Regions from separate parts of the Homo sapiens genome. Here region 1 is linked to region 2. Evidence: read pairs that join two places in POLR2A ChIA-PET (ENCODE). Cell type or tissue: HepG2. All regions are shown on one strand. Each heading gives the region's core, and the rest is flanking DNA. Links, peaks and the distances in the headings are about the cores only. Region 1 overlaps MOV10L1 (Mov10 like RNA helicase 1). Region 2 has its middle 19 kb from the start of ACR.

Region 1 (16,348 bases), core at 4,607-9,606, 620 kb before region 2:
AAGGTTAGTTATTTTATGTGGTTTTCTTTCCTGCAGGACCACAAGCAGACGGTGTCACTTTGCACTTGAACACGTCATCCACTTAGGTGTAAAAGGTATTACTTTTATAGAATGATAGTGTTACATCTTCACAGAGTATTTTTATAGGCTTCATGTAAAATTTTGTGTAAAATAGTCTCTTCAGTCATAATATTAGAAGTAAAACTTTTGTTATATTCATGTTTTTAATTTTCTATCAAGTTTTAGTGTTTTCTTACTATTTCAACTTAGTGAATAACTAATAATAGCATGCTTAAATAACCGAAAATAAATTTATCTTGCTCGCTTTTCCCTTCATAAATGTAATTTATGAATTTTTACAGATGGGCAAATAAAGGGCTTTGTTGTGAAGAATATGCAGTACTAATAATGCTATAATTTAGAAACAGTATAACAGGCAGGTTAAGAAAGGAAGGGAATAGAATATTAATTGCTTTAGGGTCAGCCATAAACAACCTCTATTAATATTTTTTTAGCTTTTTAGTTATACCCGTGCTCTTACCATTTTTTGTTTTAAAAGTGTTGTTTCCAGAAGAAATTATTTTACAGTCTCCACAAGTGACGGGAAATTGGAACCATGCACAAGACACCAAAAGCAGTGGACAGTCCACCAGCAAAAAGGTAGTGCTCAGCAATGTGGCTTTCTCTACACAGGGGATGGCTCAGCGACGTGGCTGTCTTTACATAGGGGGTGGCTCAGCGGCGTGACTGTCTCTACACAGGGGATGGCTCAGCGATGTAACTGTCTACACAGGGGGTGGGCGTTTCCTTCTCGGAGTATTAGCGCTTAGTTGACTGGAGTATTAGAGCAGTGTGGTTCACAAATAACTCAAAATTGCAGTTAAAATAAAGTGAACTAAAATATTCAAAAATAGATTTAGTGTAAAGTTTATATGCAAGGGCTAAGATGCAGGGCTAAGATGGCTACAATATATTAAATAGGGGAAGCAAAGTACAGATGTTTATATGACCTTAGAGTTGGGTTTTTTCTTTTTCTTTTTTCTTTTCTTTCTTTTTTTTTTGAGACAGAGTCTCGCTCTGTCACCCAGGCTGGAGTGCAGTGGTGCAATCTTGGCTCACTGCAACCTCTGCCTCCCAGATTCAAGTGATTCTCCTGTCTCAGTCTCCAGAGTAGCTAGGACTACAGGCATGTGCCATCACACCCAGCTAATTTTTGTATTTTTAGTAGAAACAGGGTTTCACCATATTGGTCAGGCTGGTCTCGATCTCCTGATCTTGTGATCCACCCTCCTCGGCCTCCCAAAGTGCTGGAATTACAGGCGTGAGCCACCACACCCGGCCTTAGAGTTTTATTTTTAAATTATATGGTTTATGTGTACACTTAGGTACATTTATGTGATTGTGTATGCATGGAAAATGTCTGGAAGGATACACACCCCGCAAATTGTTAACATTTGCAAACTTTGTGAATGTTGCAAAGATATTTTATAAAAACTTCTAGGCCGGTCGCAGTGGCTCACGCCTGTAATCCCAGCACTTTGGGAGGCCGAGGCGGGCAGATCATGAGATCAGGAGTTCAAGACCAGCCTGGCCAAGATGGTGAAACCCCATCTCTACTAAAAATCCAAAAATTAGCCGGGCATGATGGTGTACACCTGTAATCCCAGCTACTCAGGAGGCTGAGGCAGGAGAATCACTTGAACCCAGGAGGCAGAGGTTGCAGTGAGCCGAGATCACGCCACTGCACTCCAGCCTGGGCAATAGAGCGAGACTCCATCTCAAAAAAAAAAAAAAAAAGCTTCTATAATCCAGTCACTCCATAAATAGTAATATAGTGCCTATTACATGCCAGGTATTGTCCTGGGCTCTCAGTATATTTTTGTGAATACAATAGAAGTGGTTTTATTTATCTTCATGTTTCTAGTAACAAGAAAATCATCTGTGTCATGGTGGAGCTTACAACTTATTTTGTGCTATTCAAATTTGGTTTTATGAGCATGTTTTCAATGTATAACATGAATTTTTAAATTATATCTAATACTCAAAAATGCTCACCATTTTATAGTTCCTCCCCCAAAATGCAAAAATGATAGGTTTAGAATGCCTATACAATCATGGAAAATACGACAAATGAAGCAGCAAGAGGTTATCCTTGAAAGTCATCTGTGGCATATTTCATAGTTGATCTCTTTTTTGTTCTGCAAATAGAAAAGAGTCTTCCTTGGACAGTGCTTTTCTTCTCCGTCATCACCTCATTACTGGTTCATTCTACTGCCTGATTCTCGGGGAGAGTCTGTGGTGCAGATGGCATGTGAGATCAGGGAGGTGTTACTATTTAGGTGGGCACATTCCTAATTGACTGTAGGTTTTAAAACCTGAAACTTTATCTTCTTATGGATTAACTAGATTGAAAATAAACTCAAGAATATTTCATATGTCAACCAAGATAGAATTTCAGGGACCAGATTTATCTTCCTTCCTGAAACAATAAAAAATCAGACAAACTATATGGAACAACAATTTCAGACATTAACATCAGCTATCATAGGACAGGGATTCCTGAGAGAGGAAACAAATGAGGTGACCTCATGGTTTTCCCAACTCACAGCCTTCCGAGAGTGTCTAGGCCAGAGAGCACCAAGAGGGAGCCCAGGCGGAGTGCAGTGACCTGAGTACAGAGACAGCATTTGGAAGGGTGGGGAGGACAAGGGGGATAAAGCTGACAGAGTAGAGTGCTGGGGAGAGGGCAGGGGACAGAGAGCAGCTGGGCACCTACAGAGATTCCTTCTTGAGTTTTCAGCTGAGCATTGATCAGTGCATGATGTGAGTAAAATACCCAGGCCTGGAAAAGAACCAGCTGGAAGGAGGAGCAAGAACAATCCTTAAAAGTTGACACAGTGCCAGAAATAGCTGTGCCCACAGCCAGAGAAGAAAAACCTCGTAATTCACATGTAGAATCCATGGGAGGGTGTTGTCTCAGGAGCGTAGAAAGTCCAGCCTTTGACTGAAGGCTGCTCCGGCCCAGACTGACAAAGTATGATAGCCTCAAAAGAAGCAAGCTGTTCCCAAATAATTGGATTACATCCCAGAACAAAGTTTAAGAATATTTATAGGAATATAAAATTATCCAGCACCCAGCAAGGTATAAAATGGACACTGACATCTGGTTACAAAATGAAAAAGTGAAAAACGTAACCCAAAAGGAGAAAATTTAGTCAATTGGAACCAACCCCCCCGAAATAACATGGTGGAATTAGCAGACAAGGACATTAAAACAGTTATAAATATGTTCCATGTGTTCAAGAAAGTAGAAGACATGAGCAGGTTAAGTGGAGACACGAAAGATATATAAAAGACAATTTTATCTTCTAGGAATGAAAAATTCAATGCCTAGAATGAAAAATATATTGGACAGAATTATCAGCAGACTAGACAATGCAGAAGGAAAAATTAGTGAACTTGAAGACGGAGCAATAGAAACTATCTAACATGGAACAGAGGCGGAGGCTGCAGTGAGCCGAGATCGCGCCACTGCACTCCAGCGTGGGCAATAGAATACAGCAAGACTCCATCCCAGAAAAAAAATTAGCTGGGTGTGGTGGCATGTGCCTGTAGACCTAGCTACTCAGGAGGCTGAGGCAGGAGAATCGCTTGAAACCAGGAGGTGGAGATTGCAGTGAGCCAAGATCATGCCACTGCGCTCCAGCCTGGGCGACAGAGCAAGACTCTGTCTCAAAAAATACATATGTATATACACATATATATATTTTATATATATACATATATAAATATACATATTTTATATATATACATATATAAATATACATATTTTATATATATACATATATAAATATACATATTTTATATATACATATATAAATATACATATTTTTATATATACACACATATTTTATATACACATATTTTTATATGTATACATATATGTATCTATGTATATGACACATGTATATGAGACCAAGAGGGTTCATCCCAGGAATGGCTTAACATTCCAAAAATAAATGTGTAATATACCATATTAACAAACTGAAAAGGAAAAACCATATAATCATGGCAGTAGACTTGGAAAAAGCATCTGACAAAATCCAGCATCCATTCCTGATCAAAATTCAGCAAACTAGAAATAAAAGGAAATTTCTTTTACCTACAAAAACCTACTTAGTGATAACTGAATGTTCTTTGCTTGTAAGATCAGGATCAGGGCATGTTTCCTCAGCATTTCTGCCCAGCATTGTGCATTGTAGACAGGCAATGAAGCAGAAAGAACAGGCATCCGCATCCTGTAGAAAGTCTGATGGAGGCCGGGTGTGGTGACTCGTGCCGGTAATTCCAGCACTTTGGGAGGCTGAGATGGGAAAATCACTGAGAACAGCCTGGGCAACATGCAAGACCCTGTCTCTATTTTTAAAAAGTTTAAAAATTAGCTGGGCATGGTGGCACACACCTGTAGTCCCAGCTACTCAGGAGGCTGAGGCAAGAGGATCCCTTGAGCCTGGGAGGTTGAGGCTGCAGTGAGCTGTGATTGTACCACTACACTCCAGCCTGAGTGATGAAGTGAAACCCTGTCTCAAAAAAAAAAAATAGAAAAGAAAAAAAATCTGATGGAATCTAAAATGAAGCTGTTAGAACTAATAAGTGATTTTGCAAGATACAAGATCAGTGTAGAAAAATAAGTTGTATATATATTTCCAGTAAACACTCAGAAATTGTTTTTTGGTGTTTTGTTTGTTTGTTTTGAGACAGTCTCGCTCTGTTGCCCAGGCCGAGGTGCAGTGGCGGATCTCGGCTCACTGCAACCTCCGCCTCCCAGATTCAAGCAGTTCTCCTGCCTCGGCCTCCTGAGTAGCTGGGATTATAGGTGCGTGCCACCACACCCTGCTAATTTTTGTATTTTTAGTAGAGACAAGGTTTCACCATGTTGATCAGGCTGGTCTCAAACTCCTGACCTCATGATCCGCCCACCTCAGCCTCCCATAGTGCTGGGATTACAGGCGTGAGCCACCATGCCAGGCCTGAATTTTTTTTTTTTTTTAAGTAGCACCTAAATGTTTTAAACATTAGGGATACATCTGACAAAAGATGGGCAACAAAAGACGTAAATCAATGGAGGGAGATATTAGTATCTCTTGGGCCGGAAGATTCCATATTATCAAGTTACCTGTTTTACCTCACGTGGTCTGTAAATGCAGGGCACGCGCAAAACATGGACCTGGGTCCATAGCTCACAGCGCAGACAAAAACTAACTTACTCTGCGGTTTATAGCCGCAATGTCAAGCCTAAAACTATGCATCTAGGAAACAGCATAGAAGAACATCTGCACGTCCTCTGTTTGGGCAAGGATTTTTTTTTATGTGACACTAAGAGCATGACTTACAGAGAAATGGATAAATTGGACTTCAGTGAAATTAAATATTTTGCTGCTGAAAAGACATTGTTAGACAGTAAGGTACAATGGCATACACTTTTAGTCCCAGTGACCCAGGAGACTGAGGCTGGAGGATCTCTTGAGCCCAGGAGTTCCAGGCTAGCCTGGGCAACATAGAAAAACTCTGTCTCAAAAAAAAACAAAGAAAAAAAAAAGACACTGGTAAGACAATGAAAAGTGACAGACTAGAGAAAATATTTGCAAATCACATCTGATCAAGAACTTGTATTCGGAAAACATATGAAAGTACTCTACAAACTGCCTAAGAACTCAATTTTTTATAATGGATCAAACACTTGAACACTTTACCAGAGAATACATACAGATGGTAATAAACACATGAAAGATGTTCAACATCATTAGTTGTTAGGGAAACACAAGTTAAACCACAATGAGGTACCACTGAACACCTGCTAGAATGGCCAGAAATTGAGTTGGGCCATCTGCGCGTTGGTGAGCCCGTGGGGCCGCTGGCACGTACCCTGCTGTGGGAATGGGGAGTGGCACACCACTGTGCAAAAGGTGTTTTTAAGAAGCTGGACGCGCACCTGCCATACAACCCAGCCATTTCTCTCTAGAGAGATGAAGACATAAGGCCACGTGAGGACCCATACACAAAGTTCACAGCAGCTGGGTTTTTAATCACCAAAAACGAAACAACCCAGTGTCCGTGAGCAGGTGAATGGATAAGCAAGTTGCATTGTGTTCGTACAATGGAACATGACTCAGCAATACAAGGAGCAAACTGTTGACATGCAACAACACAGGTGGCTCTCCAATGAATCACACTGTGTGCATTTATATGAAGTATGAAGTTCGAGAGCATGTGAGCCAGCCAGTGCCACTGGAGGGGCTGCGGCACAAGGCGGCTCTGGGGACTGACAGGTCTATTTGTCATCTTGATTGTGCTGATGGTTTTATGGGTATGTGCACGTCAGACTTGTCAAGTCACACACTTTAAATATGTGCACCTTATTGTATGTCAGTCACACTCTGCAAAACACAATGGTTGTGGGAGGAGGTTATAGGCATAACCTTCTAGACCATGGGTGTCCAATCTTTTGGCTTCCCTAGGCCACGTTGCAAGAAGAATTGTCTTGGGCCACACATAAAATTCACTAACACTAATGATAGCTGATGAGCTGAAAAAAATATGTATCACAAAAAAATCTTATAGTGTTTTAAAAAGTTTACGAGTTTGTGTTGGGTTGCATTCAGAGCCATCCTAGGCTGTATATAGTCCATGGGCCGCTGGTTGGACAAGCCTGTTTTAGACTAAAACTTAGCAATGTGTGTAAATTTTTTAACGTGAAACTTTTTTTTTTTGAGACAGAGTCTTCCTCTGTCCTCCTAACTGCAGTGTAGTGTCGCAATCATGGCTCACTGCAACCTTGACCTCCTGGACTCTAGCAGTCCTTCCACCTCAGCCTCCTGAAGTGCTCAGATTATAGGTGTGAACCACTACCCCTGGCCCCAGAACTTTTGATTTTATAGATTCCAGAATCTATCCTATGAAAATAATGAAGTTATTTAACAAAGAATTACAGATCATAATGAAAAAAATTGAAAATCCCACTGGTTCAGGACAAATACTACTTACATTGGAACACACAGAAAACCAATTCTTGTGTAGGATCCTTTTTTTTTTTTGTTTTGAGACAGAGTCTCGCTCTGTCGCCAGGCTGGAGTGCAGTGGCACGATCTTGGCTCACTGCAGCCTCCACCTCCCGGGTTCAAGCTATTCTCCTGCCTCAGCCTCCCGAGTAGCTGGTGGCACCACGGCCAGCTAATTTTTGTATTTTTAGTAAAGACAGGGTTTCACCATGTTGGCCAGGATGGTCTCGATCTCTTGACCTTGTGATCTGCCCGCCTCAGCCTCCCAAAGTGCTGGGATTATAGGCGTGAGCCACTGCGTGCAGCCTTTTTTTTTTTTATGAGTTTGGGGGGTCTCTGTCACCCAGGTTGGAGTTGGTCGCCCAATCTCCACTCACTGCAGCCCCGCCTCCTGGGCTCAAGTGATCCTCCCACCTCAGCCTGCCAAGTAGCTGGGACCACAGGTGAGCACCACCATGCCCGGCTAATTTTTTTTTTTTTTTTGTATTTTTGCTAGAAACAGGGTTTCACCATGTTGCCCAGGCTAGTCTTAAACTCCTGGGCTCAAGTGATCCACCTGTCTTGGCCTCCCACAGTGGTGGGATGATAAGCGTGAGCCCCGTGCCCGGCCTGGTGCAGGATCTTGCCTGACGTCAACAGGCAGCACTGGCACTTTGCACACTCTCCAGGCCCGTGAGACCCAGAGCCCTGGGCTGTACCCTTGACTGTCCCCTGCAGGTTCCCCCACTGTCCAGCCTGGAAAGCAGGTAGGATGTACCAAGGGAAGATGATATTAATAAAATAAAATTTAGTCCTGTGCTTTGGTTTCATCACAAATTTTAGTTTATTTCTAAAAGCAAGTTTAAAGAAAAAAGCACAAACTTTTTTAGCAGTTTTTTATCTGATCGTTTGTTTTTTCTTTATTTTTCAAAGGGTCTGACCTGTGATCCATCCAAAGAGCTGTTAAATAAATATACTAAGTAGAACACTAGATGTTTACGTTTGCTCTTTCAACCAAGCCAGTGTAAACACAGCTGTTTTTTTAAAACATTTTTCTGCCTGATAATTTCTAGAATAGGAAAACAATGACGGACCAAGCTGAGCATGGAACAGAGGAGAGGCGTGTTGGTGACAAGGACCTGCCGGTGCTGGCACCCTTTACTGCAGAGATGAGCGATTGGGGTATGTGCTCATGAGGGGCAAGGAGAAGAGCAACTCTGAGACTGTCGCCTGGAAAACGGGGACTTTGAGGAGTGGGCTCTCATGCAGAAGGAAGAACAGTAGGGGGCGTGTGGCCTGTGACAGGCGGCTGCCGTCTCCACCCTGACTGGAGACTTGGTGTTTTAGCTTAGATACTTTAAGAAGACTTTTAGATTCTGGGTTGTTTTTTTCCAGGTACTCTGCAGATGTGGACATTTTTTAATCCAGTCTCTAATATTTGAGTGTGATCTCTAAAGCCGCAGAATCGGTTGACAGCCTGTCATTTTCCTCTCAGCAGCTGCATTCGTTCTCCTGACCCTCTTTAACAAAGCACAGACAGGTTGAGTGCAGGGCTCACACCTGTCATCCTAACACTTTTGGGAAGCTAAGGTGGGCAGATCATATGAGCTCAGGAGTTCGAGACCAACCTGGACAACATGGCGAAACCTTGTCTCTATAAAAAAAAAAAAATACAAAAATTAGCCAGGTGTGGTGGTGGGCGCCTGTGGTCCCAGCTACCCGGGAGGCTGACGTGGGAGGATCGCTTGAGCTCAGGAGATGGAGGTTACAGTGAGCTGAGATTGTGCCACTGTACTCCAAGCTGGGTGACAGAGCGAGACCCTGTCTCAAAAAAGAAAAAAAAAATGCAAACAGATTATTAAGAGGAATGCCCTGTGCGCATCTTACCCCTGGTCACACTGAAGAGCTACTCCCTGTCTGTGACTCTGATTTAGCCTTTGCACAGACGTGCTGACGCCTGACCTAGGTGAGGACGTGTCCACAGCTGTTGAGAGCTGTTTGCATCTAACTGAAACTTTCTTCACTTTGAATACAGTAGATGAAATTCAGACCCCTAAAGCAAGAAAGATGGAGTTTTTCAACCCAGTGCTAAATGAAAATCAGAAGTTAGCAGTTAAAAGGATTCTGAGTGGTGACTGCCGTCCCCTCCCGTATATTCTCTTTGGACCTCCTGGTACTGGAAAGACAGTGACAATAATAGAGGCTGTTTTACAGGTAAGGACAGCGGCGCCGCGGGTGCTGTGGCTCTGTGCTGCTGTTCATGTGTCGTCTGTGTCTTCAGGAAGTGTGAGTTTAGATTGTAGAATCAGACAGTTGGAAAGAGCTTGAGAAATACCAGTTATTTCATAATGTTAAGTCTGTTTTTGTGGATATGTAGGGATTTAAAAGCTTATTTCATAGGTTTAGAAGGAAACTCATTTTTAGCCTGGTAAACTATTTTATCTGAATCATGACATTTTGCTGCAGAAAAGAAGTTACTCTTATAGTAGCTACAGCCACCATTCCACAGAAGTTTTAGATATCTTCATTTGTAATTGAAGTTAAGTTTATGAAACTATTGTCTACAGATGCTTCTTAACTTTTGATGGGGTTACAACCCAATAACCCATCGTAATGGGATTTGGGAAGCCTGTTTCAGGTTCATCAAGGCATGATCCCTTGTCAGGTGAGGAGCAGACTGACTGGGGATGGTCTTCACACCATCATAAAGTCAAAAAAGCGTTAAGTCAAACCATCATAAGCCGAAGACCATCTACATTTAGCGTCATTCAGGATTCAAATTAGCAAACAGGTATTGAGCGCACAATTGTACCACACGCCAGATGTGTGCAGATGAATCTGACTCTGTTTCTGCCCTGAAAGGTGGTTTAGAATCTTAGAGAGTGCGGAGAACCTTCCCACCTAACCCATGCTTTGGCAGCAGTGTGATGAGGCAGAGTCGTGGCCCAGGTCTCAGTGTGTTGGGGGCTGGCATCTGAGCCCATGCAGCTGAGTCCCTGCACCCGAATGTGTGTGTTGAGGTTAGACTCCTGGTTTCCACCTTGCGGTGTGGATGTTGAGCCTTGGTCTCTTGTGTGTCTTTGATGAAGGTACACTTTGCCTTGCCGGACAGTCGGATTTTAGTCTGTGCGCCCTCCAACAGTGCTGCTGACCTCGTGTGTCTGCGGCTGCACGAGAGCAAGGTGCTACAGCCGGCCACCATGGTCCGGGTGAACGCCACCTGCAGGTTCGAGGAGGTGAGCCCTTGGTGCAAGCAGTGGGGGGCACCAGAACCCCTCCCTGGAACATAGGAAATGCCAAGTGGACAGGGGAGGGCAGGGGTAGGAGGGTGGGCACAGAGGCGCCACAGAAAGCTGTGTTTGAGAAATGGCTCTGCCATGGGCCCTCCCTCACCGCTAAATGGTGGAGCTTGATTGCTGACTATTTCATCACATTCTCACTCTGTGTGAGTTATCACACCTATTGTGGGCATTCGTAGCATTGTAAAATTATCACATTCCTCTTTTATTTAATCCCCAAACGTCTTGTTACTTTTTAAGTAGTTTTGTTTTGTTGGTTTGGTGTTTTTTGTTTTGTTTTGTTTTTTTTTTTTGAGACGGAGTCTCGCTGTGTCGCCCAGGCTGAAGTGCAGTGGCATGATCTCGGCTCACTGCAAGCTCCGCCTCCCAGGTTCACACCATTCTCTGGCCTCAGCCTCCCAAGTAGCTGGGACTACAGGCACCCGCCACTGCGCCCGGCTAATTTTTTGTATTTTTAGTAGAGACGGAGTTTCACCGTGTTAGCCAGGATGGTCTCGATCTCCTGACCTCATGATCTGCCCGCCTCGGCCTCCCAAAGTGCTGGGATTACAGGCGTGAGCCACCGTGCCCGGCCTGGTTTGGTTTTAAGTATTCCTTTAAGTTGCTGGTTTGGTTATAGAGCGAAGTATTGCTTTTATTTTTTTGTTTGTTTGAGACAGAGTTTTTGCTCTTGTTGCCCAGGCTGGAGTGCAGTGGTGTGATCTTGGCTAACTGCAACCTCCGCCTCCCGGGTTCAAGCAATTCTCCTGCCTCAGCCTCCTAAGTACCTAGGATTACAGGTGTGTGCCACCACATCCAGCTAATTTTGTATTTTTAGTAGAGACAGGGTTTCACCATGTTGGTCAGGCTGGTCACGAACTCCTGATCTCAAGTGATCCACCCGCCTCTGCCTCCCAAAGTGTTGAGATTACAGGCTTTAGCCACTGTGCCCAGCCTGAAATATTGCGTTTAAAAAAGACATTGAAAATAGCTGGGCGTGGTGGCATGCGCCTGTAATCCCAGCTACTCCGGAGGCCGAAGCAGGAGAATCACTTGAACCTGGGAGGCAGAGGTTGCAGTGAGCCGAGATTGCACCATTGCACTCCAGCCTGGGCGACAGAGCAAGAGCAAGACTCCCTCTCTAAATAAACAAACAAACAAACTGAATAGAAAATGTACAAAGTTGTTTTGGGGAAGGGTCTGCAGGATTATGTGTTATATTTGTGGCTCTAGAGTTGATAAAACATGGACTGAATTGATAAGGAAGTATGAGATATTTTGAGAAAAAAACCTTAAATCATGACTTAGACGTAACTAAGAAGTGGTACCAGGGCAAGGTTCCCTTTTGGAATTCTGCTTAATAATTGGAGGAGTAAACTAACTCTACGCCTCCTTGCCCCCAGATAGTTATTGACGCCGTCAAACCGTATTGCAGAGACGGAGAAGACATCTGGAAAGCCTCACGCTTCCGGATAATCATCACCACATGCAGCAGCTCAGGGCTGTTTTACCAAATAGGAGTGAGGTGAGCCCCGGGCATGGAGCGCGGCATGGGGCCTCCCAGGGCAGAGGTCGGAGTCCTCTCCTAGCTTCTGTCTGAGGGGCGGATGACCCAGAGACTCAGTGCTCAGGGAGGGAGGCAGGGCTGTGGGCGAGAAAGGCTGGTTGGGGAGGGCCGTGCCTGAATGGAGCTGGGGAAGCCGAGACCCCAAGGACTCGAAGGAGCCAGCAGTGGGATGGGCAGGCAGATGGACTGGCCCATGCAGAGGCCCCGCGGTGGGGGAGCACTGAGGTCTCCCCAAAGGAGACTGTAGAGCCAGAGCCTCGTGAGCAGGAACGGCCTGAAAGGGGTGGTGAGGGGGAGGCCTGGCGGGCTGTGGAGGGGCCTTTGGACGACCTCTGGTGAGCCGGGAAGCCAGTGAAGGGCTTCTGAGCAGGAGAGTGAGTCTCTTGGAGTGGGCGTGGGGAGGCAGGCTGCCTAGGAAACGGCTGGGCTCTGTAAGGTCAGACCCTGGGGGCCATTTGTGTCCCTGGCGCTGGGGGCTCTTCAGGGGAGACAGGCGGAGGAGATGGATTGTGGGGTGCCGGCTGTCATAGGAGGACCTCCCCTGGGGGCTGGGAGGAAGAGCTTCGAGCCCAGGGAGGCTGAGTGAGGACCAAGGCACTCTCAGACCCCAGTGCAGGGGGGTGGGGTCGGGGAGGCAGCAGGCAGCTCCCTCTCAGTGCATAGAGCCAGACAGTGTCGGGGGCACAGGCTGAGGGTGAGAGAGGGAGAAGCCAGGGCCTCTGAGGGAAGCCCCACCCTCCCTGACGGCCTGGAGACAGGTCGCTCTGAACAGTGTCCAGCGTCACAGTGGTCGTGACCCTCCCTGACAGCCTGGAGACAGGTCACCCTGGACAGTGTCCAGCGTCACGGTGGTCGTGAGGGTGACCACAGGAGGTGGTCCGTCAGCTCCACATGGAGCAAAGGCACAGCCAGCCACGCCTATCACAGCGTGTCACGGATGGTTTCATCGGCGCGTTTAACTCTCTCACATACATGATGTCCTTTCATCATGAGATTAGTAGAACGTGATTGATGAGACACTTTACATTTTTTTTGGTTCAAGTCTTCAAAATCCACCATGTATTTTACACTTAGAGCATGTCAGGTTTCAGACTAGCCACTGTGCGGTGCCCGAGAGCCGTGTGTGGCTACCGGATTGGACAGCACGGATCTGAACAAGACAGGGATTTTTTTTGTTAATGTGTGTTGATGAGTCAAAGGTCAAGAGCCGAAGAGCCAGTCCTCACTGGGGTGCAGAGGGCTCTTTGGGGGCAGAGCGGGCACTGCATGGACCCTGCACCCTGGAGCTGATGTTCAGGTAGTGGGAGGAGGTGGCCGGCCAGGGCAGGCCGCTCTCTCAGAGGCACTCTGTGCAGAAGCAGGGAGGGTGCTGCAGGCCGCTCTCTCAGAGGCGCTCTGTGCAGAAGCAGGGAGGGTGCTGCAGGCCGCTCTCTCAGAGGCGCTCTGTGCAGAAGCAGGGAGGGTGCTGCAGGCCGCTCTCTCAGAGGCGCTCTGTGCAGAAGCAGGGAGGGTGCTGCAGGCCGCTCTCTCAGAGGCGCTCTGTGCAGAAGCAGGGAGGGTGCTGCAGGCCGCTCTCTCAGAGGCGCTCTGTGCAGAAGCAGGGAGGGTGCTGCAGGCCGCTCTCTCAGAGGCGCTCTGTGCAGAAGCAGGGAGGGTGCTGCAGGCCGCTCTCTCAGAGGCGCTCTGTGCAGAAGCAGGGAGGGTGCTGCAGGCCGCTCTCTCAGAGGCGCTCTGTGCAGAAGCAGGGAGGGTGCTGCAGCCCAGCTGCAGAGGCCCCACAGCGTTAGTTGGCCACTGGGGGCGGCTGGAGTGGGGAGGGGCACTTCAAAGGGCAAAGAAGTAGCAATGTCATCTGGCAAAAGTGACATTAAATAACTGCAATTAATACAGAATTGAAACCTAAATACTTACATTCTAGGAAAGATACATAATGTTAATTTTTTTCAACAGAAATAGGGACATGAGATGGGGAAATGGCAGTTTGCTGATTTCCACATCTTTCACTGGGAGGGGTTCACGGTGTCACTTGTGAAATCCGTGTCTTGAGAGTTACACATTGATACCTGAAGTGAAAGGTGTCAGCTGACCGTGAGTGGATGCAGGACATGTTGGGCCCAGCACTGCTGTAAGCAGGAGCCCGCCCCCGCACAGGTCTGACCACAGGGTCTCACCCCACAGTGGGACACCTGAGGCTCAGAGGTGATGGATTTGCCCAGCATCTAGGGTTGGAGAGGGGAGATCCTGGAATCAGCAGTGAGAAGGGTAAACGTGGGCTCGGCAGTGAGGACGGTGCGGGCCCAAGGTGCGTCCTGTTGAGTGTTGGCGTGGCTCCGGACACTCTCTCTGCCCCATACCTGCTTCCTCAGGCATCAGGACATGTTTCTGCCCCAAGAGCATTTCCCCACTGAGGCCTCCTGACCACAGAGCAGAAGCTGCTGGGGTGGGCGAGCCAGGGAAGCCGGGGCACCTGTTCCTCAGCTCATGGCCCCAGGTGGGGTGGCCCCTCTGCACTCTAGAAACAGATCATGTGCCGAGCGAGCTCCTGCTCTCCGCTCAGTCCCACAGCCTTCCCATGCAAGAGTTCCGCAGCTTCTCCTGACGACTCCTTCCCGCAAAATCCCCACCCCGTCCATCAGCAACGCTGTGGACTCTCTGCTCCTGCACCTCCCTTACCTCCCTTGTCACACGGAGAAGGAAGAGCCGGACAGGTACCCGCCAGGAGGGCTGCTCTGTAGCTGGGAACCTCACTGAGTTTGCAGCAGGGGCCAGAATTGTGGGGAGCCATTCTAGAGACCGCATTTTCTTTTTTTCTTTTTTTTTTTTTTTTATGAGATGGAGTCTTGCTCTGTCACCCAAGCTGGAGTGCAGTGGCGCGATCTCAGCTCACTGCAAGCTCCGCCTCCCAGGTTCACGCCATTCTCCTGCCTCAGCTTCCCGAGTAGCTGGGACTACAGGCGCCCGCCACCACACCCGGCTAATTTTTTTGTATTTTGAGTAGAGACGGGGTTTCACCGTGTTAGCCAGGATGGTCTTGATCTCCTGACCTCGTGATCCACCCATCTCGGCCTCCCAAAGTGCTGGCATTACAGGCGTGAGCCACTGCGCCCGACCAACCCCATTTTCTTAATGGTGCCGCAGATTGGGAAGTGGCTCCCAGGGCCTCAGCCTATTGGCATGCAGGCCAGGCAGTGCCCAGCTGAGAGTGGCTCACAAGGATGAGTCAGGAGGAAATGAGCGGATGGCAGGAGAGGCTGCCATCTGTGGCCGCCTGCATGGCCAGGCCTGTTCTCAGCGCTTTACAGCGGCCAGTTCAGCTGCTCTCACCTCAGCCACCTCCCGAGAGACACGTGGGAGGTGGAGGCTCAGAGAGGGGAAGTCAGGACTAGAGCCTGGGCATTTTGATAATGACAGGAGTGAGACGCAGGTGGAGAGCAGGCCAGGAGCCTGCGGCGCTTCTCCTGTGAGCTGCCCCCAGGAGGCGCTCGTGTGTTGCCCATCGCTCCCACCCCTTCTTCCCTCCACATCTCTAGAAATACAGACGCTGCGTGCAAAGCACTGGGTGCTGATGTGGCTTAGCATCTCCTGACACCTGTGGCCTGTCCTCCCTCCAGCCGGGTGACACCCAGACCCCCAGCTCCTGCACACCCCTGGGCAACCCTGCTGTGCCCCCGGGGTGCTGAGCGTGGCTTTGCCAGTGTGTCAGAGGCATCAATTGCTAAAACAATTCGGCAGAAATTACCATTTAGAACATCTTTGCTCTAGAGTTGGGCACTTCACTCACGTGTTTGTGGACGAGGCTGGGCAGGCAAGTGAGCCGGAATGCCTCATTCCTCTGGGGCTGATGTCGGACATCAGTGGCCAGGTAAGTCCCGACTACTGTGTGTGCTGCTTCCTCCTCACCCCGTTCTCCTGAGGGGATGCAGGCTGCGATCCTGCCGGGAACAGTCACAGCTGTACAGGGGTCAGGTGGAAGTGCCAAGGACCCCGAGGTGTTGGGGGCCATGGGTCTCTATTGTACTTTATTCCTTTTGGACTAGAAGTGAATGTCTTGACTCATTTACTTGTAAAACGGAGGTAAGAGCCATTCTAGGTGTTGGGGATACAGCGGTAAAGTCAGGAATGTGGTCCCTGCTCTGGGTGAGCCGGCCGTTCAGTGCCTGGAGGGGCGGACAGGGCCAGTGCTCCTGCATCTGACCCACTTGCCCCTCAGGCTGCCCTGGCCTCCAGCTCTGTGCATCCTCTGTTCTCTGCTCCCACCTGCTTCCTCCCCGAGTGCTTCTGATGGTGGCGTGGGCATCACCTTGAACTTCCCTGGTTCTCTCACTGTGGCTCATCCAGGCGAGCTCATCCAGTGTCCAGCACTGGACATTTCAGGGTCCTCCTTGGCACCCATCCTAGATGTCTGTCCCAGTCACCAGGCACTGTGGGGCGGAGCATGAAGGTGACGCCTAGGGAGGGAGCAGGGA
Region 2 (16,348 bases), core at 5,819-10,818:
CCCACCTAGACAATCTGAGGGGTGTGCCCACCTAGACAACCGAGGGGTGTGCCCACCTGGACAACCGAGGGGTGTGCCCACCTAGACATCCGAGGGGTGTGCCCACCTAGACAACCGAGGGGTGTGCACACTTAGATATCTGAGGGATGTGCTCACTGTTTTCTCATGGGACGGCTAAGCAAATGAAAAATATTTGTAAAAACTGAATTCATAATGAAGCTTACTGATCGGAACAATAAAAGAAAATGGTTTGACAGTGGCTAAACTGTACAGGGCAAGACTCTGATGCCAGAACAGTGGGCGCGGCAAGGATCATGCACAATATTGACACTCACAGAGGCAGAGGTCCTCGCTGTGCCTCTCATCAATATAGGAAATCTTACAATATTTGCAAGGGAAAATGTTCTGGTGAATCCAATCTTAGCAAATTTACAATGGAAATGTGAAAAAATGAAAACGGTTCATCTTTAATATGTAGAAAACTGACCAAGAAACAGAAGTTAGCTTAATGGAGTTTACTCCAGAAACTCTATTCTTGGTAAAGAATCATCAGTGATCTAATTCTGGACACTACACATGGGTTTTTGCATGGGCATGTGCTTTCATGTCTCTCGGGTAAATACTTAGGGGTGGAATGACTGGATCATACGGTGGGTGTAAGTTTTGACATACAAATGCATCCCTGAAGCAATCACCACAACCCAGAGAGTGAACACGTCCGTCACTCCCTAAAGTTTCCTTGTGGCACTTTGCAATCCCTCCAGCCTGTCCCCTCTCCTGCCCCAGGCAATGTCTGGTCTGCTTTGTCTCATATCAATTTGCTTTTCTCATAATTTTATATAAATGAAACCCTATAGCAAGCCCTTTTAAAAATCAATCTTCTTTCACTCAGCATAATCATTTTGAGATTCATTTTGTGTATCGGTGATTTATTTCTTTCCATTGCTGAGTATTTCATCACACGGCTATACCACAGTTTGTTTTCCTATCTACCTATTGATGGACATTGGGTTGTTTCCAGTCTGCGCTATTCCAAATGAAGCAGCTATGCGCACTCAAATACAAGGATTTGTATGGGCATACATGTTCATATCTCTTGGCTAACCATGTGTGTGAGGAATGGCTGGTAGGTATATGTTAAAAAGCACTTTTTGAAAAACATTGAGTGTTTTCTCAAAGTGATTGCAACATTTCACAGTCCCATCAGCAGTATATGAGAGTCCCGACTCTTCCACATCCTTGACAAGATTTGGTATGGTCAGCCTTTTTTATTTTCTTTTATTATTATTATACTTTAAGTTTTAGGGTACATGTGCACAATGTGCAGGTTTGTTACATATGTATACATGTGCCATGCTGGTGTGCTGCACCCATTAACTCGTCATTTAGCATTAGGTATATCTCCTAATGCTATCCCTCCCCCCTCCCCCTATCCCACAACAGTCTCCGGAGTGTGATGTTCCCCTTCCTGTGTCCATGTGTTCTCATTGTTCAGTTCCCACCTATGAGTGAGAACATGTGGTGTTTGGTTTTTTGTCCTTGCGATAGTTCGCTGAGAATGATGGTTTCCAGTTTCATCCATGTCCCTACAAAGGACATGAACTCTTCATTTTTTATGGCTGCATAGTATTCCATGGTGTATATGTGCCACATTTTCTTACTCCAGTCTATCGTTGTTGGACATTTGGGTTGGTTCCAAGTCTTTGCTATTGTGAATAGTGCCACAATAAACATATGTGTGCATGTGTCTTTATAGCAGCATGATTTATAATCCTTTGTGTATATACCCAGTAATGGGGTGTCTGGTCAAATGGTATTTCTAGTTCTAGATCCCTGAGGAATCGCCACACTGACTTCCACAATGGTTGAACTAGTTTACAGTCCCACCAACAGTGTAAAAGTGTTCCTATTTCTCCACAACCTCTCCAGCACCTGTTGTTTCCTGACTTTTTAATGATCGCCATTCTAACTGGTGTGAGATGGTATCTCACTGTGGTTTTTATTTGCATTTCTCTGATGGCCAGTGATGATGAGCATTTTTTCATGTGTTTTTTGGCTGCATAAATGTCTTATTTTGAGAAGTGTCTGTTGATATCCTTCACCCACTTTTTGATGGGGTTGTTTTTTCTTGTAAATTTGTTTGAGTTCATTGTAGATTCTGGATATTAGCCCTTTGTCAGATGAGTAGGTTGCGAAAATTTTCTCCCATTTTGTAGGTTGCCTGTTCACTCTGATGGTAGTTTGTTTTGCTGTGCAGAAGCTCTTTTGTTTAATTAGATCCCATTTGTCAATTTTGGCTTTTGTTGCCATTGCTTTTGGTGTTTTAGACATGAAGTCCTTGCCCATGCCTATGTACTGAATGGTGTTGCCTAGGTTTTCTTCTAGGGTTTTTATGGTTTTAGGTCTAATATTTAAGTTTTTAATCCATCTTGAATTAATTTTTGTATAAGGTGTAAGGAAGTGATCCAGTTTCAGCTTTCTATATATGGCTAGCCAGTTTTCCCAGCACCATTTATTAAATAGGGAATCCTTTCCCCCTTTCTTGTTTTTGTCAGGTTTGTCAAAGATCAGATGGTTGTAGATATGTGGCATTATTTCTGAGGGCTCTGTTCTGTTCCATTGATCTATATTTCTGTTTTGGTACCAGTACCATGCTGTTTTGGTTACTGTAGCCTTGTAGTATAGTTTGAAGTCAGGTAGCGTGATGTCTCCAGCTTTGTTCTTTTGGCTTAGGATTGACTTGGCGATGTGGACTCTTTTTTGGTTCCATATGAACTTTAAAGTAGTTTTTTCCAATCTTGTGAAGAAAGTCATTGGTAGCTTGATGGGGATGGCATTGAATCTATAAATTACCTTGGGCAGTACGGCCATTTTCATGATATTGATTCTTCCTACCCATAAGCATGGAATGTTCTTCCATTTGTTTGTATCCTCTTTTATTTCATTGAGCAGTGGTTTGTAGTTCTCCTTGAAGAGGTCCTTCACATCCCTTGTAAGTTGGATTCCTAGGTATTTTATTCTCTTTGAAGCAATTGTGAATGGGAGTTCACTTATGATTTGGCTCTCTGTTTGTCTGTTATTGGTGTATAAGAATGCTTGTGATTTTTGTACATTGATTTTGTATCCTGAGACTGCTGAAGTTGCTTATCAGCTTAAGGAGATTTTGGGCTAAGACAATGGGGTTTTCTAGATATACAATCATGTCATCTGCAAACAGGGACAATTTGACTTCCTCTTTTCCTAATTGAATACCCTTTATTTCCTTCTCCTGCTAATTGCCCTGGCCAGAACTTCCAACACTATGTTGAATAGGAGTGGTGAGAGAGGGCATCCCTGTCTTGTGCCCGTTTTCAAAGGGAATGCTTCCAGTGTTTGCCCATTCAGTATGATATTGGCTGTGGGTTTGTCATAAATAGCTCTTATTATTTTGAGATACGTCCCATCAATACCTAATTTATTGAGAGTTTTTAGCATAAAGCATTGTTGAATTTTGTCAAAGGCCTTTTCTGCATCTATTGAGATAATCATGTGGTTTTTGTCTTTGGTTCTGTTTATATACTGGATTACATTTATCAGTTTGCGTATGTTGAACCAGCCTTGCATCCCAGGGATGAAGCCCACTTGATCATGGTGGATAAGCTTTTTGATGTGCTGCTGGATTTGGTTTGCTAGTATTTTATTGAGGATTTTTGCATCAATGTTCATCAAGGATATTGGTCTAAAATTCTCTTTTTTGGTTGTGTCTCTGCCAGGCTTTGGTATCAGGATGATGCTGGCCTCATAAAATGAGTTAGGGAGGATTCTCTCTTTTTCTATTGATTGGAATAGTTTCAGAAGGAAGGGTACCAGCTCCTCCTTGTACCTCTGGCAGAATTCGGCTGTGAATCCATCTGGTCCTGGACTTTTTTTGGTTGGTAAGCTATTGATTATTGCCACAATTTCAGAGCCTGTTATTGGTCTATTCAGAGATTCAACTTCTTCCTGGTTTAGTCTTGGGAGGGTGTATGTGTAGAGGAATTTATCCATTTCTTCTAGATTTTCTAGTTTATTTGCATAGAGGTGTTTGTAGTATTCTCTGATGGTAGTTTGAATTTCTGTGGGATCGGTGGTGATATCCCCTTTATCATTTTTTATTGGGTCTGATTCTTCTCTCTTTTCTTCTTTATTAGTCTTGCTAGCGGTCTATCAATTTTGTTGATCTTTTCAAAAAACCAGCTCCTGGATTCATTAATTTTTTGAAGGGTTTTTTGTGTCTCTATTTCCTTCAGTTCTGCTCTGATTTTAGTTATTTCTTGCCTTCTGCTAGCTTTTGAATGTGTTTGCTCTTGCTTTTCTAGTTCTTTTAATTGTGATGTTAGGGTGTCAATTTTGGATCTTTCCTGCTTTCTCTTGTGGGCATTTAGTGCTATAAATTTCCCTCCACACTGCTTTGAATGTGTCCCAGAGATTCTGGTATGTTGTGTCTTTGTTCTCGTTGGTTTCAAAGAACATCTTTATTTCTGCCTTCATTTCGTTATGTACCCAGTAGTCATTCAGGAGCAGGTTGTTCAGTTTCCATGTAGTTGAGCGATTTTGAGTGGGTTTCTTAGTCCTGAGTTCTAGTTTGATTGCACTGTGGTCTGAGAGACAGTTTGTTATAATTTCTGTTCTTTTACATTTGCTGAGGAGTGCTTTACTTCCAACTATGTGGTCAATTTTGGAATAGGTGTGGTGTGGTGCTGAAAAAAATGTATATTCTATTGATTTGAGGTGGAGAGTTCTGTAGATGTCTATTAGGTCTGCTTGGTGCAGAGCTGAGTTCAATTCCTGGGTATCCTTGTTAATTTTCTCTCTTATTGATCTGTCTAATGTTGACAGTGGGGTGTTAAAGTCTCCCATGATTATTGTGTGGGAGTCTAAGTCTCTTTGTAGTCACTAAGGACTTGCTTTATGAATCTGGGTGCTCCTGTATTGGGTGCATATATATTTAGGATAGTTAGCTCTTCTTGTTAAATTGATCCCTTTACCATTATGTAATGGGCCTTCTTTGCCTCTTTTGATCTTTGTTGGTTTAAAGTCTGTTTTATCAGGGACTAGGATTGCAACCCCTGCCTTTTTTTATTTTCCATTTGCTTGGTAGATCTTCCTCCATCCCTTTATTTTGAGCCTATGTGTGTCTCTGCACATGAGATGGGTTTCCTGAATACAGCACACTGATGGGCCTTGACTCTTTATCCAATTTGCCAGTCTGTGTCTTTTAATTGGAGCATTTAGCCCATTTACACTTAAAGTTAATATTGTTATGTGTGTATTTGGTCCTGTCATTATGATGTTAGCTGGTTATTTTGCTTGTTAGTTGCTGCAGTTTCTTCCTAGCCTTGATGGTCTTTACATTTTGGCATGTTTTTGCAGTGGCTGGTACTGGTTTTTCCTTTCCATGTTTAGTGCTTCCTTCAGGATCTCTTTTAGCACAGGCCTGGTGGTGACAAAATCTCTCAGCATTGGCTTGTCTGTAAAGTATTTTATTTCTCCTTCACTTATGAAGCTTAGTTTGGCTGGATATGAAATTCTGGGTTGAAAATTCTTTTCTTTTTCTTTTTTTGGTAGCACAGTGAGTGGAGTTTATTTTTATAATTTGTAGAAAATTGACATTTAGATTTCAAAACTTATATTACAAAATTATCAGCAGCAGTCTTAAGCATTTCAACCATGCTGATAGATTCCACTTTGCTAACACAAACAAGGCTATTATACTATGTTTGAAAAGCAAGACTTGTTCCAAGACGGCCTATTATTATACATCTGCCTCACTGCTCAGGACCCGTTTGTGACTGTGTCTTCTTCCATCTCTTCTTCACCATCATCAGTGGGCCCCAATCTGCGTTCTCTGCCAGGGATCTGACCAGACTGCAGCAACCCCTTCAGCCTCTCCACTTCAGCCAGAGTTGAAGCATTTGCTATAGCATTCTTGATTGCTTCTACATCCCCTGGAGATGGCCCACCTTTCTTTTTGTCAGTTGGCAAACCAGCACCTGGATTAAAAGTTTTGCTTCTCCTGGCAATATCCTTTGCAAGCTGTGCACCCCGTTTGCCCTTGAACATTTTCTCTGCTTCCTGACGCTCTTTAGTTTCACTTTCTGGAAATCCAGTACTCTGATTTGCGGAACTTTATAAATCACATACAATCTGTAATGCTTCTTATTGGTTACTGGATTTCTTAGGATACTTAGGTAAGTCAGCGATTTGAGAGATGCCAGAGGGTCCAGATCACCCAGTTCCACGAGCCTATTATTGGTGAGAATGAGTTCTGTCAGACAGGGCAGAGCCTGATCAAGTCCCTCACCTATACGGCATATTCTGTTTTGTTCACTAACAACGTTTTCAGTCTTCTCAACAAAGGAAAACCATCCAGTTTCCTGATCTCATTGTCAGAAAAATCAATAGCATCAAACTGGTCTAACGTAGCACCTAGATTTTCAATGACGGGAATTTTATACCCCCGGAGGTCCAGCTCCCGGTCGCGCACCGCGCTGGTGTACTGCGCCGCCTGCTCGATCAGCTCCGCCGTCAGCTTGACCATCCTGCGGCCTCCCGTTCCCCCGCGCTGTGGAAAGCTGAAAATTCTTTTAAGAATGTTGAATATTGGCCCCCACTCTCTTCTGGCTTGTAGAGTTTCTGACGAGAGATCCGCTGTTAGTCTGATGGGCTTCCCTTTGTGGGGAACCCGACCTTTCTCTCTGGCTGCCCTTAACATTTTTTCCTTCATTTCCACTTTGGTGATTCTGACAATTATGTGTCTTGGAGTTGCTCTTCTCGAGGAGTATCTTTGTGGCGTTCTCTGTATTTCCTGAATCTGAATGTTGGCCTGCCTTGCTAGATTGGGGAAGTTCTCCTGGATAATATCCTGCAGAGTGTTTTCCAACTTGGTTCCATTCTCCCCGTCACTTTCAGGTACACCAATCAGATGTAGATTTGGTCTTTTCACATAGTCCCATATTTCTTGAAGGCTTTGTTCGTTTCTTTTTATTCTTTTTTCTCTAAACTTCCCTTCTCGCTTCATTTCATTCATTTCATTTTCCATCACTGATACCCTTTCTTCCAGTTGATCGCATCGGCTCCTGAGGCTTCTGCATTCTTCACGTAGTTCTCGAGCCTTGGCTTTCAGCTCCATCAGCTCCTTTAAGGACTTCTCTGCGTTGGTTATTCTAGTTATCCATTTGTCTAATTTTTTTTCACAGTTTTAAACTTCTTTGCTATTGGTTTGAATTTCCTCCTGTAGCTTGGAGTAGTTTGATCATCTGAAGCCTTCTTCTCTCAGCTCGTCAAAGTCATTCTCTGTCCAGCTTTGTTCCATTGCTGGTGAGGAGCTGCGTTCCTTTGGAGGAGGAGAGGCGCTCTGCTTTTTAGAGTTTCCAGTTTTTCTGCTCTGTTTTTTCCCCATCTTTGTGGTTTTATCTACTTTTGGTCTTTGATGATGGTGATGTACAGATGGGTTTTCGGTGTGGATGTCCTTTCTGTTTGTTAGTTTCCTTCTAACACACAGGACCCTCAGCTGCAGGTCTGTTGGAGTTTGCTAGAGGTCCACTCCAGACTCTGTTTGCCTGGGTATCCACAGCGGTGTTTGCAGAACAGTGGTTTTTCATGAACCGCGAATGCTGCTGTCTGATCGTTCCTCTGGAAGTTTTGTCTCAGAGGAGTACCCGGCCGTGTGAAGTGTCAGTCTGCCCCTACTGGGGGGTGCCTCCCAGTTAGGCTGCTCAGGGGTCAGGGGTCAGTGACACACTTGAGGAGGCAGTCTGCCGGTTCTCAGATCTCCAGCTGCGTGCTGGGAGAACCACTGCTCTCTTCGAAGCTGTCAGACAGGGACATTTAAGTCTGCAGAGGTTACTGCTGTCTTTTTGTCTGTCTGTGCCCTGCCCCCAGAGGTGGAGCCTACAGAGGCAGGCAGGCCTCCTTGAGCTGTGGTGGGCTCCACCCAGTTCGAGCTTCCCGGCTGCTTTGTTTACCTAATCAAGCCTGGGCAATGGCGGGCGCCCCTCCCCCAGCCTCGCTGCCGCCTTGCAGTTTGATCTCAGACTGCTGTGCTAGCAATCAGCGAGACTCCGTGGGCGTAGGACCCTCCGAGCCACATGCAGGATATAATCTCCCGGTGTGCCGTTTTTTAAGCCCGTTGGAAAAGCGCAGTATTAGGGTGGGAGTGACCCGATTTTCCAGGTGCCGTCTGTCGCCCCTTTCTTTGACTCGGAAAGGGAACTCCCTGACCCCTTGCGCTTCCCGAGTGAGGCAATGCCTCGCCCTGCTTCAGCTCGTGCACGGTGCGCTGCACCCACTGTCCTGCGCCCCCTGTCTGGCACTCCCTAGTGAGATGAACCCTCAGATGGAAATGCAGAAATCACCCGTCTTCTGCGTCGCTCACGCTGGGAGCTGTAGACCGGAGCTGTTCCTATTGGGCCATCTTGGCTCCACCACCCTGGTCAGTCTTTTTAATTTTAGTCATTCTGATAGGTGTGTGATAATATTTCATTGTGGTTTTAATTTGCATTTGCTTAATGACTGGTGATGTGAAGCATATTTCATGTGCTCATTGTCATCCATATATCTTCTTTGGGGAAGTGTCTGTTCAAATCTTTTGCCTATTTAAAAACTTCTGTTGTCATCTTTTTATAGAGTTTTGAGAGTTCTTTTTACGTGCTGAATGTAAGTTCTTTGTCAGCTGTATGCATTGTAAATGTCTTCTCCAAGTCAGAGCTTGCTTTTTAATTCTCTAAACGGTGTCTTTTGGAGCTCAGCAGTTTTAAACTTTGAGGGAGTACAACTAATCACTGTATTCTTTATTGTTACATATTATTTGGTATATCTATTCATTTATTTAGGACTTCCTCAGTTGTCTCAGCAATGTTTTATAGTTTTGAGTGTGCAGGTTTTTCACATATGTTGTCAGAATTATTTATTTATTTATTTATCAGAATTATTTATAAGTATTTCATATTCTGATACTCAATTGTTGATTCCTAGTATACAGAAATACAATTGATTTTTGTGTGGTTATCATGTATCTTGAAATCATGGATCATGCTTTTGGTGTATGGTCTAAGAGATTTTTGCTTAACCCAAGGTCACAAAAATGTTCTTTTATGTTTTATTCTAGAAATGTTAGAATTTTAGGTTTTTCACTTAGGTTTATGATCCATTTTGAGTTAATTTTTGTATTTGGTATGAACTTGGATTGAAATTTTTTTTTTTTTTTTCCTGAGACATAGTTTCACTCTTGTTGCCCAGGCTGGAGTGCAGTGGCATGATCTCAGCTCACTGCAACCTCTGCCTCCCAGGTTCAAGTGATTCTCCTGCCTCAACCTCCTGAGTAGCTGTGATTACAGGCACTCACTACCACGCCTGGCTAATTTTTTTGTATTTTTAGTAGAGATGGGGTTTCACCATGTTGGCCAGGCTGGTCTTGAAATCCTGACCTCAGGTGATCTGCCCATCTCAGCCTCCCAGAGTGCTGAGGATTATAGGCATGAGCCATCGTGCCCGGCTGAAAATTCTTTGGTATATGATGTCCAATTGCTCCAGCACTATATGTTGAAAAGATTCTCCTTTTTCCATTGAAATGCCTTTGTACCTCTGAAGAAAATCAGTCGTTCATATATGTCTGGCTCTGCTTTTGAGCTATTTTGTTCCTTTCATGTATTTGTTTATCTTGACACCAGTACCACACCATCTTACTGCAAATGGGTTTATAATAAGTCTGGAAATCAGGTAGTATACATCTTCCAACATCTGTGTTTTCTTAAAGCTGTTTTGACGGGTTTAGGTCCTTTGTATTTCCATATGAATTTTAGCATGAGTCTGTTGATTTCTACAATAAAAATTCTGGCCGGGCGCGGTGGCTCACGCCTGTAATCCCAGCACTTTGGGAGGCCGAGGTGGGCGGATCATGAGGTCAGGAGATCGAGACCATCCTGGCTAACAAGGTGAAACCCCATCTCTACTAAAAATACAAAAATTAGCCGGACATGGTGGTGCATGCCTGTAATCACAGCTACTCAGGAGGCTGAGGCAGGAGAATGGCGTGAACCCAGGAGGCAGAGCTTGCAGTGAGCCAAGATTGTGCCACTGCACTCCAGCCTGGACAACAGAGCGAGATTCCGTCTCAAAAAAAAAAAAAAATTCTGCTGAGATTCAGCAATCCCATTACTGGGTATACATGTAAAGGAATATAGATTTCAACAGGAAATCAGTATGTTAAAGAAATATTTGCATTCCTTTGTTCATTGCAGCACTGTTAACAATAGCCAAGATATGGTATCAACCTAAGCATCCATCAACAAGATGAATGGATCAAGAAACTGTGATATATATACACAGTGGAATACTACATAGCCATCAAAAGGAGATTTTATTATTTGTGAAAATGTGGATGAACTGGAGGACATTAGGTGAAATAAGCCAGATACGGAAAGATACATGATGCATGATGTCACTTATATGTGGAATGTAGTAAAGTCTAAGTCATAGAAACAGAGTAAAATGGTGGTTTCCAGAGGCTGGGGGGTGGGAAGATTGGGAGACTTTGGTCAAAGGACACAAAATTTCAGTTATTCAGGAGCAGTAAGTTCAAGACATGTATTACACATCATGGTGACTATAGTTAATAACAATGTATTGTACACATAAAAATTGCCAAGAGAGTGGATTTTAAGTGTTTTTACTATAAAGAAAATGAAATGATAATTATGTGAGATAATGTTAAATAGCTTGATTTAGCCATTCCACAATGTATACATATATCAAAACATCATGTCGTATATCAGAAATATATACAATTTTTGCTTGCCAATTGAAAGAATTAACTTAAAAGAATCTGCTGATGTTTTCATTGTGATTGTGTTGAATTTGCAGATCAATTTGGGAAGACATGACACCCTAACAATACTGCGTCCTCTGAGTCATGAGCTCAGGGTATCTATTCATTTATTTAGGGTACTGCGTCCTCTGAGTCATGAGCTCAGGGTATCTATTCATTTATTTAGGGTACTGCGTCCTCTGAGTCATGAGCTCAGGGTATCTATTCATTTATTTAGGGTACTGCGTCCTCTGAGTCATGAGCTCAGGGTATCTATTCATTTATTTAGGGTACTGTGTCCTCTGAATCATGAACTCAGTGTATCTATTCATTTATTTAGGGTACTACATCCTCTGAGTCATGAGCTCAGGGTATCTATTCATTTGTTTAGGGTACTGTGTCCTCTGAATCATGAACTCAGTGTATCTATTCATTTATTTAGGGTACTGTGTCCTCTGAGTCATGAGCTCAGGGTATCTATTCATTTATTTACGGTACTGCGTCCTCTGAGTCGTGAGCTCAGGGTATCTATTCATTTATTTACGGTACTGCGTCCTCTGAGTCATGAGCTCAGGGTATCTATTCATTTATTTAGGGCTGCTTCAATTTCTCTCAGCAATGTTTTGTAATTTTGAGTGTGCAGGTTTTTCACATATTTTGTCAGAATTATTTCTAAATATTTCATATTCTGATATTCAATTGTTGACTGCCAGTATACAGAAATACAATTGATTTTTGTGTGGTTCCCATGTATCTTGAAACCATGCCAAGTTCATTTGTTAATTCTGGTGCTCTGTTTGTAGCTGCCACTGGATTTCAACATAGACAATCAAGTCTTCTGTGAATAAAGACAGTGTTATTTCTTTCTTTCTTTATTTTTGAGATGGAGTCTCGCTCTGTCTTCCAGGCTGGCGTGCAGTGGCACAATCTTGGCTCACTGCAACTTCTGCCTCCCAGGTTCAAGTGATTCTCCTACCTCAGTCTCACGAGTAGTTGGGACTACAGGCATGTGCCAGCACGCCTGGCTAATTTTTGTATTTTTAGTAGAGATGGGGTTTCACCATGTTGGCCAGGCTGGTCTCGAACTCCTGACCTCGGGTGAACCACCCAACTCGGCCTCCCAAAGTGCTGGGGTTACAGGTGTGAGCCTCCATGCCCAACCTTATTTATGTTTTTCTATCTGAAAGCCCTTGTTTTTCTTGCCTTATTTCACAGTACAATGCTGAATGGAAGTGGTGAGAGTGGACATTCTTGTTCCTGAGCTTAAGCATGAAAAGCTTCAGTCTGTTGCCATTAAGTGTGATGTTAACTGTGGGTTTTTCACAAATACCATTTATTAGGCTGAGGATATTTTATTCTCTAAGAAAAATATAGAGGTTTATATTTTTGCTAAGAGGTTTATATTTTTATTTTTTACACAGTAATGAGTGTTGAATTTTGCCAGCTTTTCCTACATTTATTGAGATGATCATGTAATTTTTCTGTTTTTACTTTGTTAATCTGGTGTATTAAATAAACTATTTTAGAACAACTTTAGATTTATAGTAGTCACAGATTGTTACAGATTTACTCCTCTAGTTTGAGACTATTTCTCAGTCTTTCTTTGCTCTTATATGACCTTGACAAATTTGAGGGATAGTTAGGTATTTTGTAGAATATCCCTCCATTTGAATTTGTGTAATATTTTTCTCATGATTATATTGGGATTATGAATTTTGGGAAAGAGTCTCATAGAGACAAATTATCCTCATCACATCCTATCAGGAGTCTACAACATACATATGACAACAGTGATGACATTAACCTTGATCCGTTGGTCAGGGCAGTGTTTTCTGGGTTTCATCACTGTTCGCTTTCTATAAGTGCTTCTTTAGAAGTGAGCCACTCAGTCCAGCCCATTCTCTGTAGTGATGGTGGTTGGGGGTGTTGGCTCCACCCCCTGCAGATGGCAGGAGTTACACATAGTATTTTTAATTTTTCTGTATGAAAGATTTGTCTCTTATTATTCATCTATTCATTATATTAGTGTAGAGCCCTAATGTATATTTATTTTATACAGTGGACTATAAACCAATATGACATTATATAATTTGTTGCTCACATTTTTCCAGCTTTGCCCATTGGGAGCCCTTTCATATTGGCTCTTGAGTCCCTTTGACATGCCTTCATCATTTTTTAAATTAAAAAATTATTACTAATTTATTTTTATTTTATGGAGATAGGTTCTTTCTATGTTACAGCCCAGGCTGGTGTGGTCTTGAACTCCCGGCCTCAAGCAATCCTCCTACCTCAGCCTTCCAAAGTGCTGGGATTACAGGTGTGAGCCAGTGCACCTGTGGCTTCATTCCCGGCTTCATTTCATTTGTTGAGCACATCCTTCCTTTCTGATATAATAAGGTGCTACAGGCTCATTTTGCATTTCCCCTGCTTCAACCCTGGAATCCACCATTTCTCTAAAGTAATCTGGTTTTTTCACTGGAAAGTGTTTTTTTAGAAACTAAGATCTGGACACTGGGTGTGCTTGTCAATACTGAGATGTATTACTTCTAAGCCCTCAAAGCTGGATGAGACAGTTAGGTAATATATGTTGTATACTAACCCATGTACACACATGTATCTATTATTGTTTTTGTATCTATCCATTTTATATATATATAAAGCTAAATGAGAGTTCACAATAATACTTTCACCTCTTATCCAGTACCGCAAGATTTAGTTTATCCTTTTCTTGCTTCCAATACTTTTTTTTTTTTGAGACAGAATCTTGCACTGTGGCTCAGGCTAGAGTGCAGTGGCGTGTGATCTCAGCTCACTGCAACCTCCCCCTCGTGGGTTCAAGCGATTCTCCTGCTTCAGCCTCCCGAGTAGCTGGGACTATAGGCGCCCACGACCACGCCTGGCTAATTTTTTGTATTTTTAGTAGAGACGGGGTTTCACCATGTTGGCCAGGCTGGTCTCGAACTCCTGACCTCGGGATCCGCCCACCTTGACTTCCCAAAGTGCTGGGATTACAGGCGTGAGCCACCGTGCCCAGGCCCATTAAATTTTTTTTTTTTTTTTTTGAGACGGAGTCTCATTCTGTCGCCCGAGCTGGAGTGCAGTGGTGCGATCTCAGCTCACTGCAAGCTCCGCCTCCCGGGTTCATGCCATTCTCCTGTCTCAGCCTCCCGAGTAGCTGGGACTACAGGTGGCCGCCACCATGCCCGGCTAATTTTTTTTGTATTTTTTAGTAGAGATAGGGTTTCACTGTGTTAGCCAGGATGGTCTCGATCTCCTGACCTCGTGATCCGCCCGCCTCGGCCTCCCAAAGTGCTGGGATTACAGGCGTGAGCCACCGCGCCTGGCCCCATTAAATAATTTTTAAATGTTTAACTGACACTGCACTCCTGGGATAAACTCCACTTTAGTCATGTGTATTATCCTTTTAATATGCTGCTGGACTTCTCTTATTTATTTATGTATTTATTTTATTTAGAGGCAGGGTCTCATTCTGTCATCCCAGCTGGAGTGTAGTGGTGCAATCATAGGTCACTGCAGCCTTGAACTCTTGGGCTTAAGCGATCCTTTCATCTCAGCCTCCCTAGTAACTGGGACTACAGTCATGTGTCGCCACACCCAGCTAATTTTAATGTTTTTAGTAAAGACGGGGTTTTGCCATGTCGGCCATGCTGGTCTTGAATTCCTGGCCTCAAGTGATCTGCCCTCCTTGGCCTCCCGAAGTGCTGAGATTACAGGCGTGAGCCACTGCACCCACCCACAATTAATTTTAAAGTATTCTCGTTACTTGAAAATCTGTACCCTTAGCTTCCTGGCCCCCACCAAATTCCTTCCCAACTTCACCGGCAACCCCCCCACCCTAAACAACCACTAATCTGTTATTTTTGTCTGTAATCTTTCTGTTCAGTAATCTTTCTGTCTCTGTAGATTTGCCTGTTCTGGACATTTCATATTAATGAAATCGCACAACCTGCGGTGCTTTATACGTGGCGTCTTTCATTCAACATACTTTTTTTTCAGTTTCATCCATGTTGTAGCACATATTAGCACTTCATTTCTTTGTATTTTTGAGTAATATTTCATCGTGTGGATATACCACATTTTATGGATATTTGGATTATTTCCAGCTTTTTGGTTATTATGGATAGTGCTGCTATAACCACTCATATACAAGCTTTTCTGTGAGCACATGTTCTCATTTCTCTTGAGTGTATACCTAGGAGTAGATTTGCAGGATCATATGGTTAACTCGATGTTTCACCATTCCAGGACTGCCAAACTGTTTTCCAAAGTGCCTGCACTATTTTACTTCCTCCTCAGCAGTGTATAAGGGTTCCGATTTCTCCACAGCCTCATTAACACTTGCTATTATCTTTTTCATTACCAGTAAGTGGCATCTCATTCTGGTTTTGATTTGCATTTCTCTCATGACTAATGATGTTGAGCATCTTTTCATGTACTTATCGGCCATTTGTATATTTTCTTTGGAGAAATGTGCATTTGCTTCATGTATTTTTAAAAACCATTTTATCGATATACATATTTAAGGTATACCACTTGATGAGTTTGAAGTAAGTATATACCCATAAAAACGTCACCACAATGAATGCCATAAACATATTCATCACTTCAAAAAGTTTGCTCCCTCTCTCTTCATTTCTAATTCTTATGTTTTGTGATAAGGACACTTAACATAAGATCTATTTCCAGTAAATCTTTAAGTATGTAATACAGTGTTGTTAACTATAGTCACTATGCTGTACAGGAGGTCTCTAGGACTCATCCCTCTGGCATAGCTGAAGCTTTGCACCCAATGAGCAATGCCCTAGCCCTTGGCAACCACCATTCTACTCTCTGCTTCTCAGTTTGAATATTTTAGATTCCTTATGTACGTGAGATCATGTAGTATCTGTCCTACTGTGTCCGGCTTCTTTAACTTAGTATATTTGCTGCAAATGGAAGGATTTCCTTTTTATTTTATTTTATTTTAATTTTTTTTGAGACTGAGTCTCGCTCTGTCGCCCAGGCTGGAGTGCAGTGGCGTGATCTCGGCTCACTGCAAGCTCTGCCTTCTGGGTTCACGCCATTCTCCTGCCTCAGCCTCCCAAGTAGCTGGGACTACAGGTGCCCGCCACCATGCCTGGCTAATTTTTTTTTTTTTTTTGTATTTTTAGTAGAGATGGGGTTTCACCGTAGCCAGGATGGTCTCGATCTCCTGACCTTGTGATCCGCCGGCCTCGGCCTCCCAAAGTGCTGGGATTACAGGCGTGAGCCACTGCGCCAGGCCAGGATTTCCTTTTTTAAAAAGGCTGAATGATGTTCCATTGTACGTATATGCCACATTTTCTTTATGTATTCATCCGTGGTTGAAAAAAAAATTTTTTTTAAGCATCTCTTTCAATCTTTGCAGATTGGCTTTGTGCTGGGGCATTCCTTCAACACCTAACCAGGATATTAACAACTCTGTCTTAGCCTTCACTTCTTGATAACCCTGGACCTAGAGATCTTCCAAAGGAAAAAGCTTAG

What was found. ChIA-PET counts read pairs that join two places held together with the same protein. Peaks named below come from ENCODE experiments on the same cell type or tissue, not always from the same donor. Only the 100,000 strongest peaks of a DNase experiment are listed, where the experiment ranks them.
Region 1: POLR2A ChIA-PET joins it to region 2 with 5 read pairs; 1 of 35 experiments calls an interaction of 5 or more read pairs at or near these places.

What each region holds. Positions count from the first base shown.
Region 1 is chr22:50,133,971-50,150,318 of GRCh38, forward strand. MOV10L1 (Mov10 like RNA helicase 1) reads left to right here. Exons shown (of 27, transcript NM_018995.3): 14 at 37-95; 15 at 560-660; 16 at 8,111-8,219; 17 at 9,073-9,251; 18 at 10,127-10,273; 19 at 11,719-11,840; 20 at 15,645-15,744. Among named protein-coding and RNA genes, the nearest start is that of PANX2, 29 kb to the right of the region's middle. RefSeq lists a silencer at 5,908-6,092. In HepG2, for the core only: a CTCF peak has its summit at 8,318; DNase peaks (open chromatin) are centred at 5,246, 6,171 and 6,831; H3K4me3 peaks cover 1,106 bases; H3K27me3 peaks cover 1,508 bases.
Region 2 is chr22:50,748,875-50,765,222 of GRCh38, forward strand. It overlaps the pseudogene SNRPA1P2 and the pseudogene RPL23AP82. Among named protein-coding and RNA genes, the nearest start is that of ACR, 19 kb to the left of the region's middle. In HepG2, for the core only: a CTCF peak has its summit at 8,334; a DNase peak (open chromatin) is centred at 8,347; H3K4me3 peaks cover 996 bases.